Regions from separate parts of the Homo sapiens genome. Here region 2 is linked to region 1. A link is a contact called in ENCODE Hi-C or POLR2A ChIA-PET data. All regions are on one chromosome and are shown on one strand. The core of a region is the stretch at or near the end of the contact, and the rest is flanking DNA. Distances in the headings are between cores, read along the strand shown.

What was found. Hi-C counts contacts between places; a loop is a spot of excess contacts on that map. ChIA-PET counts read pairs that join two places held with the same protein, here RNA polymerase II (POLR2A). Pooled maps may share reads with other maps.
Region 2: a loop to region 1 is called in a map of astrocyte of the cerebellum, with 8 times the contacts of the local background. The contact joins two enhancer-like sites. A Hi-C loop is called at or near these places in 15 of 168 maps with a recorded cell type or tissue (CD8-positive, alpha-beta T cell, Right ventricle myocardium superior, ascending aorta and 10 more) and 18 of 50 pooled maps. POLR2A ChIA-PET finds 5 or more read pairs at or near these places in 3 of 52 experiments (IMR-90, activated T-cell and naive thymus-derived CD4-positive, alpha-beta T cell).

What each region holds. Positions count from the first base shown.
Region 1 is chr22:45,265,613-45,273,165 of GRCh38, reverse strand. No RefSeq gene overlaps it. Among named protein-coding and RNA genes, the nearest start is that of UPK3A, 16 kb to the left of the region's middle. RefSeq lists an enhancer at 3,021-3,672 and a silencer at 3,863-4,092. Within about 2 kb of position 3,709, at least 9 of the 41 ENCODE cell types and tissues checked have a DNase peak (open chromatin) inside an H3K27ac peak, as active enhancers do.
Region 2 is chr22:45,332,991-45,340,306 of GRCh38, reverse strand. FAM118A (family with sequence similarity 118 member A) reads right to left here. Exons shown (of 9, transcript NM_017911.4): 7 at 4,925-4,957; 8 at 3,896-3,979. Among named protein-coding and RNA genes, the nearest start is that of FAM118A, 27 kb to the right of the region's middle. Within about 2 kb of position 5,154, at least 13 of the 41 ENCODE cell types and tissues checked have a DNase peak (open chromatin) inside an H3K27ac peak, as active enhancers do.

The DNA of each region.
Region 1 (7,553 bases), core at 2,460-4,959:
AGCTGGGACTACAGGTGCCCGCCACCACGCCCGGCTAATTTTTTTGTATTTTTTAGTAGAGACGGGGTTTCACCATGTTTGCCAGGATGGTCTCGATCTCTTGACCTCGTGATCTGCCTGCCTTGGCCTCCTAAAGTGCTGGGATTACAGGCGTGAGCCACGGCACCCAGCCCAGATACATTCTTTTAGAAGAGAAGGGGTCTCACTATGTTGCGCTGGCTGGTGTCGAACTCCTGAGCTCAAGTGACCCTCCCACCTGGGCCTCCTGAAGTGCTGGGATTACAGGCGTGAGCCACTGGACCCAGACAAAAACTGAATGGATGCTGTGATCCCGAGTCCCGTTTCAGGAGTTCTTGTGGATGGAGGGTTGGGGTGGGCACTCCTAGGCCCCAGTGATAGCTGGACACTAGGAGCCTGGACTCTGGGCCTTGGTGTATTTTTACCGTTGCCCACCCCCATCCTGCGTGGTCCATCCCAGGCAGTGCCTGACCAGCGGCAGGGGCCTCTATGTGAGTCAGATCCACCCCCAAGTGGTTTTGGTGAAGAGACCAAGGCTCAGAGGGAAGCTCAGAGTCCAGCCACCAGCACGGCCCCAGCAGGGCTGGCCTATTTTACTTTATTTTTTTAGAGGCAGGGTCTTGCTCTGTCACCCAGGCTGGGGTGCAGTGGCCCAAACATAGCTCACTCCAGCCTCGACCTCCTGGGCTCAAGTAATCCTCCCGCCTCAGTCTCCTGCGTAGCTGGGACTACGGGCGCATACCATGGGGTCTTGCTTTATTGCCCATGCTGGTCTCGAACTCCTAGCTTCAAACAAGCTTCCCACCTTGGCCTCCCAGAGTTTTGGGATTATAAGCCTGAGCCACCATGTCTGTACACGACTGGCTTTAAAATCGTATTTTTGCCCCATTTCTGCCCCAGCTTCCCCATCTACAAAACAGGCGTGCTTATTTACACAAATGTGTATCAAACCACAATCCTCTCTGCTGCCTCTCCCAGCTCAGACACAGACCACTCCTGACTCGGTCATTTCTGACGTTGTCCTTTGGCTGCTAGTTCCTATTTTTGGAACATTCTGCCAGAAACCCGAGCTCCAGAACTAGTTCCATGTCCCTGTCCCCACTCAACCCTTAACAGCCGCCAGGCTTTAAGTCCTAACAAACTTGCTCACATGGGCTGTGAATGCCTCCAGCTGTCCCGGGCGGTTTCCTGGGGAGGCTGGGAGGCATGAAGGTTAAGCCTAAAGGACTCGCCTCTGGGGTCTTGGGTAGGGCGCTTTGCCTCTCTGCACCGTATCCACATTCGAAAATGATAACCATCGCTTCTCGGCCTTTTGGCTAAGACCAAATGAAAATGGTAACAGTCTCTCCCTTGTGAATCAGCTCTTAGGATTAAATAATGCACACAACAATACCCAATTGTGAAGATTAAATGGGGCGGTGCACATCACAAGTGCTTGGTGACTGAATGCTGGGCCTTTGCTTGTTTAGTGGGACCTTGCTTCAGACAACCTGCACTGATGGATGAAGCACACCAAGGGGTGGGGCAGAGGGTGCCTTTTGGGAAGAAGCTGATCTCTCACTGCCCCTCAAATCAGTCTGTGTGGCCAAGCCTCTCCTTTCTCTAGAACTGCACTGTCTCACACTATAGCCGCTAGACACACATGCCTGTTTAACATTAATTAAAATTAAATTTCAAAATTCAGTTTTTGGCTGGGTTTGGTGGCTCATGCCTGTAATCCCAGCACTTTGGGAGGTTGAGGTGGGAGGATTACTTAAGCTCAGTAGTTCAAGACCAGCCTGGGCAACATAGTAAGACCCCTTCTCTACTAAAAATTCAAAAAAAATTAGCTGGGCATGGTGGCACACACCTGTAATCCCAGCTACTTGGGAGGCTGAGGCAGGAGAATTGCTTGAACCCAGGAAGCAGAGGTTGTGGTGAGCTGAGATTGCACCACTGCAGTCCAGTCTGGGTGACACAGTCAGACTCTGTCTCAAAAAAAAAAAAAAAAAAGAGAGAGAGTGAGAGCGCAAGCTCTCCCTAATGAAGGCACTAATCCCCTCATTATGCCCCCCCCCTCGTGACCTCATTGAACCTTAACTACCTCCTTATAGGTTCTATCTCCAAATACAGGTGCTTGGGGCTTCAGTGGACAGATTTAAGGCAGACACAAACATCCAGAGGTTGGGCACGGAGTGGGCAGTGCAGAGGAGGATGCCGGGGCTCAGAGCAGTCAGGTAGTAGGGTCCCCATGACTGGCAGGCAGGTGAGCCAGAATTTGAATCTGAGGCTATTGGAAGCCGATGCCCCCATCCTTAGCCACTGTGTGACACTGCCTCTGGCATATGCATTCATTCATTCATTCATTCATTCATTCACTCATTCACTCAGCCGACACGCGGAGCTCCTGCTTCCTCAAGTCAGGACCTTGACTCCCACCCCAGAATGAAGAGTTCTCACCCAGGAGAGGAGGGCAGCCATGTTCTCCCTTGCCCCCAACAATTCAGCCCTCTCCTCCCTCCAGGAGTTCCGGGTCAGGAGGATGGGGGGGAGGACAAACACAGGTGCATCCCCACCTCAGGGTTACATGAGAGGAGTGTGAGAAAAGAGGGTCTCAGGGACTTCACGCAGTGCTGTCCTGGGGCCAGGCAAGCTTCGCTCCTTTCTCTCCCGCTTCCTTGAGCACATGACAGTGACCCTGAAGGCCTAATAGCACTGCTCACTACTAACCCCTACTGAGCACTTCCTCTGTGGTCCACTCCCTCCTGAGTGCACCACAGGCAGTTTCCCGAATCGTCCTGAGAATCCCAGGGGTGGCTCTGACATCACCATCACACTTTACACATGAAGAAATTGAGGCACAGAGAGGCTGAGTAGTTTACCTAAGGTCACACATCCATGGAGCGTGGAGCTGGAATTTAAACCCAGGCAGTCCGCTTCCCTCTGTGCCTGAACCAGTCACCTGGTGCATGTGTGAGCCTGATGCCAGCACGGGACCCCGGGGAATGAAAGGCTGAGTATTTGCAAGACTTTCTGAAACCACTAAGTCTGCAAGGTTGCAAATGAGTGAGAGATTACTACAGGGATAACTGGAATCTTCTCTATTATTCGTAAGAAAATAGTTTTCAAATATCTTTAAGTACTTTATTATTGCTCACAATATGAAGACAAGTCTCACAAACGATCCCCCACCCCAACTGAACAAGGGAACAGGGAGAGACTGTGAAAAGCGGGGAGGGTGTTAGATGCAAAGGCTGGGCTGCAAGCTGGCCTACTAAGGATCACCTTCAGAGCCCGAGGTTCTGCAGGAGGAAGATTCAGCCCTCAGAAGTTATAGATGGGGGCTGACAGGCTGGGGCAGGAGCCAGGGAGCCCAGTTACTTACTGAGCGTCTGTGGTCCCAGGCTCTAAGCAAAGGTGGGTGGAGGGACAGGACTTCCACCATCGATCATCTGAGTAAGCTGCCTGGGGCTCCCGGCTCCCAGATTTATTCACCTGAAACCCACTCACCACGTGCTAGGATCGTGGGTGACCCAGCCCCATCCCGGCCGGGGGACTCACTGTCCACTGTCCCAGGAGAAGAATACAGAGTGACAGTGTGGCCAGGGGACCTGTAGGAGCCCAAGGGAGGTGCCTGGTTCAGCCTGAGGCTCGGGAAGGCTTGCTGGAGGCGGTGGTGCCTCGACTAGATCTTGAACGGGGAAGGTATTCCGCGTGTTCCCGGTGGAAGGAACAGTATGCACTACGCCGGGAGGTGAGAAGTGCAGGGGGTCGGGTTTGGGTGCAGCCGGGACCGCAAGGGTGGGCCGGGGCCGGGAGAGCAGGGTCCTGGCTGTGGAGCGCGGCTTCGCCGCCCGGGGCCTGCCCCCGCCCCCGCCCCCGCCCCCGCCCCCGCCCCCGCCTCCGCCTCCGCCTACCCAGGCTCCGCCCCCACCTCCTCTCAGCCCCGCCCCGCTGGCGCGTGGAGCCTCGCGTTGGTGTCGGGCGCCCCCTGGCGGCGCAACGCGGGCGGTTCGGCCGGGGAGGGGGCGGTGCCGCGCCCACAGCAAGGCTGACTCCCCCAATTTCTATTAGCATCAGAAGAATGCCCTCTCAGGGGGAAGCAATTGTTTTCGCGTATAATTTCGACACATTTGCCATTATGGCAGCGCAGTCGCGAGATGCTTTTGCTTTATTACTTTTTTTTATAATGGAGGGAGGGTCCCGCCCAGTGTCTAGGGTTCAGGGCCCGCGGCCTCCACGATCCGGGTACGACCACAGGCGGGTGCCCACCCAACTCCATCCTGGCCTTCTTCGCCTCACTTCCAGGGGCTGCAGGGGACACCGAGCTCCTTTTCCTCTCAAAGGTGCAACAAAAACCCAGCGAGCACTGCTGCGTGCCCGGCGCTGCTAGGGACATCAGGAGAGGGCAGAAGCCTGTGCTCCCGGAGTCGCCTTTCAGCAGGGACGCGGTCAGCAAACCCACGGCGCTCTCCTGTGCTGGGAGAGACGAGGGCAGGAGATGGGGCGGGCGAGGGGCGGGAGGAATGGGGGCGGGCGAGGGGGATGGGGGCGGGTGAGGAGTGACGGGGGTGGGGGCGGGTGAGAGGTGAGGGGGGTGGGGGCGGGCCAGGGAGATAGGGGAGGGTGAGGGGTGAGGGAAGCGGGTGAGGGGAGTGGGGCGGGTGACGGGGATGGGGGCGAGTGAGGGGTGAGCGGGTGGAGGCGGGGCTTGCGTCGGTGGCCTCACCAGAAGGGACTGTGCGGGGACCTGGAGGAGGGGACAGAGGGAGGTTGGGGAGACTGGGAAGATCTTCCAGGCAGAGGGAACCTCACCGGCGGCTGTCAGGAGGAGGGAGGGGAGAGGGCTGGGTGATGAGGTCAGCAAGGGGCAGGGGGTGGAGGATGGGGGGCGACGGGGCGGGGCCTGGCAGCCCAGGACGGTTTTGGAGCTCGGGGAAGGTCTGAGCGGAGGGGCAGGGGCAGCGGTTGGAAGGCTGCAGGCTGGCGGGGAGGGAGAGGGGGACAGGAAGCCCAGCAGTGGCGGGGCATGCATCCTCTCCCTTCCACCCCCTCTTTCGGACCCCCTCTCTCCTAGGCTCCCCCACTCAGCTCCCACAGATCCTCTTGCCCCAGGTCCTTCCTCTGTGTGCGGCAGAGGGAAGGACCATGCGTGGACATGGGCGGGAGGATCATTTGAGCCCAGGAGTTCAAGACCAGCCTGGGCAACATAGTGAGACCTCATCTCCACAAAAATAAAAGATTAGCTGGGTGTGGTGGCGCGTGCCTGTAATCCCAGCTACTCGGGAGGCTGAGGCAGGAAGATTGCTTGAGCCCAGGAGTTCAAGGCTACAGTGAGCTATGATAGTGCCCCTGAACTCCAGCCTGGGTGGCAAAGCAAGACCCTGTCTCAAAATAAAATAATAAAATAAAATAAATCACACATATTTGAAGTATACAATTTGATGAGTTTTGAATATAGATGTATATTCTGTGACTCCATCACCACAGTAAGATAATGACCATTTCCGTCACTCCCAAAAGTGTGCCCCTGGCGGGGCCCGGTGGCTCACGCCTGTAATCCCAGCACTTTGGGAGGCTGAGGCAGATGGATCACCTGAGGTCAGGAGTTTGAAACCGGCCTGACCAAACATGGCGAAAACCCGTCTCTACTAAAAATACAAAAATTAGCTGGTGTGGTGGCAGGTGCCTGTAATCCCAGCTACTTCGGAGACTGAGGCAGGAAAATCGCTTGAACGCCGGACGCAGAGGTTGCAGTGAGCCGAGATCGCACCACTGCACTCCAGCCTGTGTGACAGAGTGAGACTCCGTCTCAAAAAAAAAAAAAAAGAAAAGAAAAGAAAAAGAAAAAGTATGTCCTTGTCCCTTTGTAATCCATTCCCTCTTCATCCCCCCTCCCCTCTCCTCCACCCCACCCCCATCCCACCCCCAAGCAACCACTGGTCTGCTTCTGTCACTATAGATGAGACTGAGATTTTCAGAATTTCATGTAAGTGGAATCATAACATGTGTTCTTTTTTGGTCTGGCTTCTTTCACTCAGCATAACTATTTTGGGGTTCATCCATTTTCTTAGATGCCATTAATAGTTCATTCCTTTTTATTGCCGAGTAGTATCCAATTGTAGGATATGCAACTGGATATGCAGTTAGCTGATCCGTTCACCTGTTAATGGGCGCTTTTAAAATTTTAGCTCTAAAGCTGCTATGAACCTTCCTGTTCAAGTCTCCATGTGGACATGTGCTCTCATTTCAGTTGGATAAATACCTAAGAGTACAATGGCTGGGCCATGTGGCAGGCATGTGTTCAACTTTTTAAGAAACTGTCAAATTGTCTTTCAGTGGATATCCATTTACATTCCCACCAGCAGTGCGTGAGAATTCCAGTTCCTCCACATCCTCACCAACACTTAGTGTGTTCAGTCTTCTTCATTTTGGCCATTCTGGTATATGTATAGTGGTGTCTCACTGTAACATCTCATTCCCTAGGGAATCTTTTTTTTTTTTTTTTTTTTTTTTTTGAGACAGAGTTTTGTTCTTGTTGCCCTGGCTGGAGTGCAATGGCGCAATCTTGGCTCATTGCAACCTCCGCCTCCTAGGTTCAAGTGATTCTCCTGCCTCAGCCTCCCGAGTAGCTGGGATTATAGGCATGCAGCATTACACCAGGCTAATTTCTGTATTATTATTATTATTATTTTGAGATGGAGTCTCACTCTGTTACCCAGGTTAGAGCGCAGTGGCGTGATCTCAGCTCACTGCAACCTCTGCCTTATGAGTTCAAGTGATTCTCCTGCCTCAGCCTCCCAAGTAGCTGGGATTACAGGCACCTGCCACTGCGCACAGCTAATTTTTGTATTTTTAGTAGAGACAGGGTTTCACCATCTTGGCCAGGCTGGTCTCGAACTCCTGACCTCGTGATCCACCTGCCTCGGCCTTCCAAAGTTCTGGGATTACAGGCGTGAACCACTTCGCCCAGCCAATTTTTGTATTTTTAGTAGAGACAGGGTTTCACCATGTTGGATGGGCTGGTCTCAAACTCCTGACCTTGTGATCCTCCCGCATCGGCCTCCCAAAGTGCTGGGCTTACAGGTGTGAGCCACTGTGCCCGCCCAGAACTCATGGTTTTGAACTTCTTTTCATTTTCGTCATCTGTATATCTTATTTGGTGAAAAGTTTATTCAAATTTTTTGCCCATTAAAAATAAAAAAAGAATGGGTTGTTATTGTTTACTATAAGAGTTTTTTTAATATTCTAGATCATGTATTTTCTTCTTCTTCTTCTTTTTTTTTTTGACAAGGTCTCATTCTGTTGCCCGGGCTGGAGTGCAGTGGCTCATTGCAGCCTCGACCTCCAGGGCTCGGGTGAACTTCCCACCACAGCCTTCTGGGTAGCTGGGACCACAGGCATGCACCACCACACCCGGCTAGTTTTTTTACTTTTTTGTAGATAACAGAGTTTCACCATATTGTCCAGATTGGTCTCAAACTCCTGAGCTCAAGTGATTTGCCTGCCTCTGCCTCTGAAAGCGCTGGGATTACAACAGGCGTGTACCACTGTGT
Region 2 (7,316 bases), core at 3,905-6,404, 66 kb before region 1:
AAACTGCTTTACAATTGTTCTTATGTACGGAAGACTTTGAAAACCCCTCCACAATGGAAACAGTAGCCACTGTCTGGAAATGACCTTGTGTAATTATCAGTACTATCAGGGGATCAAGCAAATGATGACATTACATTTGCAACGATCTGTGGGAATCTCAATCCATGAACATGGATGCTCTTTTATTTCTTAGTGGACTGAGGATGGGGCAATTTCAACAAACATACAGTGAGAGCCTGTTGGAGGTATGGAGAAGAATAAGCCTGTCGATTCCTCTGGGATCCCCAGGCTTGGCTTCTCTCACCCACATGCAGGACAGGCCAGGGCTTTCTGTACAACAGAGGCCAGGAGCTTCGCCCTAAGGAGACATGACTGGGTGGGGAGAGCCGGGGCTGCAGGTGCAGGTGATGGCGTCTAGGAGCACAGATCTCACAGGTATTGAAGAAAACCCCTGCCCAATGCTCCACAGCAAGGTCTACCAGGCAGTAGGCCCTACCCGCGATGTGCACACCAGTCAGAGGTAGGCCACGGGGGGACAAAATCTATGTACACACAACAGCAGCAACAGCAGAAGAAAGCCAATCTATTGAGAATAATCGCCCGGGCCTTCGTTCTTGTCAGCAGGCACTGGAGGAGCCCAGATATGCAGAAAACAAAACAATGAACGTGAAAGAAAGTAGTGGAAAAGAACCACCTACCCCGGAGGAAACAGTTCACAGAACACCAGTTTTGTGTTTTGTTTTTACTTATATGATGGTTCTACTAGCTGAACTCACAATCCAAATATTTGCAAAAAGATTTCAAACAGTTTGATCCAAAACAATATCAAAATCGAATTCTCTAAAACATGTGTGCCCCCAAGTGCATTTGAAGTTGTATAAAACTATTATTATTATTTTATCTTTTTTGAAACGGAGTCTTGCTCTGTCGCCCAGGCTGGAGTACAATGGTGTGATCTCGGCTCACTGCAACCTCCGCCTCCTGGGTTCAAGCAATTCTCCTGCCTCAGCCTCCTGAGTAGCTGGGACTACAGTAGGCGCCCGCCACCACACCCAGTTAATTTTTGTATTTTTAGTAGAGACGGGGTTTCGCCATGTTGGCCAGGCTGACCTGGCCTCAGGTGATTCACCTGCCTCAGCCTCCCAAAGTGCTGGTAATATAGGCGTGAACCACTAAGCCCAGCCAAAGTTGTATAAAACTAAATGAGAGGATGTCGAGTCTGTGACAGCTGCCCCTCACAGCTCTCCCACAAGGACTGCCACATCAGCTCACTCTCATCTTCCCTGCCCCTGGACGGCAGGACGCTAGGGCGCCCCCACCCCCTGCCACCAGCCCTCGCTTGTGCTATAATTCACTCTGCAGGTGGCCCTTTTAGAACTGCCTTATTTTACTTGACTAAATTTGCACTCACTAAGAATCTTTATAACATGGACTATTGCACATGGTCCCTGTGGTGTTGAAGGAACGTGCAGGGACATGATACTGCTCCAGCATACCCACTGAAGGATTTAAATGTTAAATGAAGAGGTAACTGATAAGCTGGATGCTTCGTAGCTCTCAGAAATTTTGGGTGGACTGCTATATAGGTATTTAAGAGTGTTTTACTTTGGCTTACTTATATAAAGTACTAAATATAAACTCCTATTATATGAAAATCCTCTCTCAATGTTTTCAGGAATGTAGTAGAGTCAGATAACCAGGTTGACTTCTGTCTCCAGAGTTCTCGCAGACTTACAACAGCAGATGCTCTGAGAAAAGGTAACTAAGAAAACAAGAGCTTGGCCGGGCGCAGTGGCTCACGCCTATAATCCCAGCAGTTTGGGAAGCCAAAGTGGGTGGATCACAAGGTCAGGAGTTTGAGACCAGCCTGGCCAACATAGTGAAACCCCATCTCTACTAAAAGTACAAAATTAGTCGGGCATGGTGGTGTGCGACTGTAGTCCCAGCTGCTCAGGAGGCTGAGGCAGGAAAACAGCTTGAATCCAAGAAGCGGAGGTTGTGGTGAGCCGAGATCGCGCCACTGCACTCCAGCCTGGGCAACAGAGCAAGACTCTGTCTCAAAAAATAAAAAAAAAGACATCAGAGAAAACTTAAAAGACGGTGGAAATCAATCCAGGCAATCCCAACTAGTATGACTTCCAGAAAGGGAGAACAGAGAAGATGGAAAGAAGAAATAAAGAGAATCACAGACCATTCCAGAACTGGAGAAATGGAAGAGGAAAAAGAACATGTGAGTAAGGCAGGTAAAAAAGTTTTCCACCTAAATACATCCTCATTGAATTTCTAATCAAGGGAAAAGAGGATCCTAAAAACTCCCAGGAAAAAAAGCAACGGGTACCTTCAAATCACTGGGAACAGGTTCCCATCAGACCCTCTTCATAGGAAACCTGGTCTTCAGACAGTGGAGTCCGGGGGAATCACAACGGAGAATCCCATGCCAAAACTCCCGCGAGCATGAGGATGGCACAGACACCTGCAGACACATGGCCCTCAGGAGGCGACCCCACACTGGGGTCTGCAGAAGCGGCCTCAGGAGGTACTAGCAGGATGGATGGGGGGCCAGAGCAAGGGAGACCTAGGCCTCCATCTCAGAGAGAAGGAGGGGAGCTCAGGAGGTAGCAGTCCCCAGCGGAGCCGACCAGGAGAAGGTGTCCTGGGAGATGTGGGGTGGCAGGATGAAGAGAATGCATACTTTTTTTAAAAAAAAATTTCTTATTCAGTTCTGAAAGCTGAGGGAGTGCATACATTTAAGAATATTGGGAAACGTTAGTTTTTGGAACACAAAGGGGAAAGAAGAACCTAAAAACTCCTCAAAAAGTAAGAAGTAACACAAATGTCTTCAAGCCCCAATATTAAACAATAAAAAATGGGAGAATGGAATATAAGAACAAGCCACATTTGACCCTGACATTGAGGACACATCCGCAGCTGGCACAGGCGGCGTGGCACTGGGCCCACAGACACAACACACATGCTGGCTAAGCAGGAAAGAACACTGACGCTGTTTTCATCACGGAAATGCTTTTGTTTGCCAACTTTTACAATCAACCTACAGACAGACTGGGGGTCTCGTTTCCTTTCTGTCCTGTCACCACGGAGACCGACAAAACGGGGAAGCCAGCGGGCTAGGGGGTGGGATACGCATGTGGGGGCCCATCCAGCCCAGGCTTCGTGTGGGGAAGTCTGGCTTAAGTATGTTATTTAAAGAATGAGAAATAACACACAGCACTACGCAAACCTGGGAGGAGGAGGAGGGGAGGAGAGGGAGGGACCGGCACGAACAAGCGAGATCGCCCTTCATAGCGTCAACAGAGAGGCCTATTCAAATACACTGTTTAGATAAATAGTTCAATCACTTAAATAAATCTTAGTCTGTAACAGAGGCAACAAAGCTCAAATGAGTTAAAGTGCTTTTCTCCAGAGACTCAGGTGACATGCATCAGGCTAGTGGTCACCCTTGGGGGCTGGAGGAGGCTGGACAGTGACAAGGGGTGTCCTGGCAATGCTGCTTCCTCAACTGCGTGTGATTAGATGGGAGCGTTCACTTCGCAAAAATGCGGAGCTGACCTTATGTAACTTGTGCACTTTTTATTCATCTTTTTAACTTTTCTTTTTGGAGAGAGCACCTTCTGCCCGCTGCACCTTCTTAGTGTATGTTTTCTCCGTAACATTTTTCTAAAGAGGTACCAGTAGCTCTGGGCAGTTGGAATCGGGTTGGGGTGAGAGGTCAGGGTCTCTGCTAAGTAAGCCTCCTGTGCTCTCTGGCCCTGACAGAACGTATGCACCGTCCTCCCACCATAGGGCGCGGGGCATTAAAGCGCAGCACGGTCCCTGAAGATGCCTGCCAACAAGAGAGACCCGAGGCAGCTCCCCACAAAAAGAACAGACACAATACCAGTATCTGATTGTGTGCGTTTTTTTGAAACTTCAATTCCATTCTCTTCTAACTTCCTCTTTGCACAGTCCTGGCATGCATTACCTAAAAGAGAAGAATTTATTAAGAAGCTTGTTTATTCAGAATCCACTCGCCAAGGCACAGTTCATAATGTGACCTTACTGAAGCACTGGCCAAGCAGACCCTGCCATCCACTAGAGATGACATCAACCACGCTACGGCTTCTCTCCAAAGAGAGCCATGCTTCCAGGAGTCGCATTTCAGTGAGAAAGCAAGTGTAATGAAGATGTCCTTTCGCATGGGAATAGGTGGCAACGGGGAGCCGACTGCGGCGGTTTCATACTTCCTGCACCACTAACATGGATGTGAGGCGAGCAGCTCCCACATCGATGCGCGTTTTCCCATCTGTGAACGCGCTGGGCCAAACAGCCAGGGAAAACAGGGCTGCGCACAGAGGCCTCCGCGCCACTCACCAGAGTCCCTTTTACCCAAATGATTCGGCAAGGGGAGGCACCTGGTGCCCAGCGCACACACAGGAGGACGCTCATGGCCACCGAGTCTCATTAAATTTATAAACAGGCAGAATTGAGCCCAGCAAGAAGAGCGTTCACATTTCAAAACAAGTATTAAATAGGAAGCTTCTGTGTGCAAGCTCAGACCCGTGCAACGAACATTTCGGAAGAGCTGGGTCATTCTAAGGCACTGCATCTGGCACCACATGGTATCACACAAATAGAACCTGTTCCAAGTCCCGTCACTCTTGGTTCTAGGGCAAGAAATTATTCTCAGGTGCCAGCTGGCTCACGTGTGATTCGGCTGTGCTTCCTCGTCAAAGGGATGGCTTTTAGTCTCTTGGTGTGGCAGGGACCATGCTAAGGCATGGCTATTTATCATCTTCAGTGGGGCTGTTTTAATACAAGCTAATTATTTAAGGTGAAAAACAAACGTTTATGATTTTACAGTTAGTGACAGAAGACAATGGAATGTGTAGGCAAAAAACAGGCTGGCAAGAAGAAAGATCTGCTTTACCCAATAATGTGGTGCTGTCCACGCGATCAGCATCTGAAGGAGAAAGAAAAGCAGTCAGTGGAGCCGAGACACCAAGAGCTCGTCCTCCTCGGCCACCCTGAGGCAGTGACTGGGAACGGCAGGGACTGGGAACAGGCTTCTGGGCAGGTCAGCCCGCGCGGGCTGCGGACTCCTGCGCTGCTCGCTGCCCTCACCTCTACCTCCCAGGCTTGGTGCGAGGACTCGCTGAAGGAGCCAGCTGGCAAAGGCAGCATGGTGTGGTGTCCGCGATCACTAGCATGACTGTCACTGTCATGGGCCTCCTCTCCCATCAGGAGTGGCACTCCATGAATTCGAGTACAAATGTCCTTCATGACACAGTCACAGATTAAAACTCCCAATGACCTTGCAGTCTTCTGGCAGCCTGTCGAATCCACTTGCCTGCCCCAACCTGGAAAGGGAGGCTCAGTGGGACAGAAAGCTGCTCAGCCCCACTCTAGGAGCCCGAGCACATGCAGGGTTACTCTGGGTCCTGTTCTTCCAGGGAGTGTGGGGGTGGAATGAGAAGCGGCGGACGGGGGCAGAGATGAGAAAAGCCCGCTGCCTCTCTGCAGAGCCACACATGTGGGCCGGTGCCAGGATGCACCAAATGGTGTATTTTGCTCTGCAGTCAGGCCAGGATCCCAATCCCAGCTTCAAAATGTCTGGGCACGTTATGTGCCTGTGCCAGCTCAGCTCATCTCGTCTATGAAATCATCTACTTACTAGCACTGCATGCTGCCATGAAAAACCAAGTCAGGTGAGAATATGGAACTCCGAGCAGAGGGTGACACATGGCAAGCAGGAGCTCTTTTCTTCTGCCCTTAATAAGAAGCTGTTGCCCTAATCATACTTTTATTTATGGAAATGGAACTTACATTGGTCCATTTTGCTAATTATTAGCAATTCTGAAAAGAAATGATAGTGGTTAAAAAAACAACAAAAACTTTAGCGATTGGATTATCTGTGCATTCTCTGGTCTCCAAGTTCACAGCTGGTCACATATACCTGCCTCTGTGGCTAACCTCGTTCTAGTGTGTGGTGAGTGTGCCTGGGTTTCCTGTTACAATTAAACGAGCCAGCACAGGCCTTTCCAAGCTTGCCATCATCAATGTTTTATGATGCCAAACTCGCAGCTATTAATTCCCTTATATCAAGATGACCAAGTTTAAGAATTTCTCACTTACCCTGGTCATTCCTGATAGATGAGCAATTTCTCAAAAGTGCCAAGGAGCACTACTTAAAAGAGGTGTTGCATTCAGAACAGGGAAAATACATTACGTGAAAAAAGAAGTAAAGTGTTCATGAAATCATTTTGTGCTTGTGAAGTTGTAACTTTTCAACTGCAGTAATAGGACACAGATATGAGATATCTGCGTCTTTCAAGTGTTAAGTATCACAACTGATAAAGCTAGCCTGGTAGTTTTCCTTCTTGGTTAAGGAAACCTGAAACAGGAATAAATGTGTCCAGCTATACATGTGTGCACAGCTGTAAACTTCAAAGTTACTGTATTTTTTATTTTTAGAGACAGGGTCTTCCTCCGACGTCCAGACTGGAATAAGTGGCCTGATCACAGCTTACTGCAGTCTCTAACTCCTGGGCTCAAGCAATCCCCCCACCTGAGCCTCCAGAGTAGCTGGTATCACAGATGTCCACCACCAAACCCAGCTCTTTTTTTTTTTTTTTTTTGGAAACAGAGTCTTGCTCTGTCACCCAGGCTGGAGTGCAGTGGTGCGATCTTGGCTCACTGCAAGCTCTGCCTCCCGGGTTCATGCCATTCTCCTGCCTCAGCCTCCTGAGTAGCTGGGACTACAGGTGCCCGCCACCATGCCCAGCTAATTTTTTGTATTTTTAGTAGAGACGGGGTTTCACCGTGTTAGCCAGGATGGTCTCGATCTCCTGACCTCGTGATCCACCCACCTCAGCCTCCCAAAGTGCTGGGATTACAGGCGTGAGCTATCGCGCCCGCTCCAAACCCAGCTAATTTTTAAAAACATTTTTGTAGAGACCAGGTCTCCCTATGTTGCCCAGGTTGGTCTTAAACTCCTGGGCTCAAGCAATCCTCCTGCCTTGGCCTCCCAAAAAACTGGGATGACAGGCGTGAGCCACGGTGCCCAGCCTGAAGTTACTTTAAAGTTCTAGTTACAGACTGTCACTAGGACACCAATTACTCCAATCTTCTAATTTTAAATTACAGAGGCAGTTTTAAAAAATAATAACGAAGACTGGTGAATTTTAGGGGTATGTGGGTTCCATCAAAAAAAGACAGAGAGAAACAACTGGAAGAGCCCTGTGAGTTTTGTACTTGAAAAGTGAAGACAGGCCGGGCGCGGTGGCTCTCGCCTGTAATCCCAGCACTTCAGGAGGCCAAGG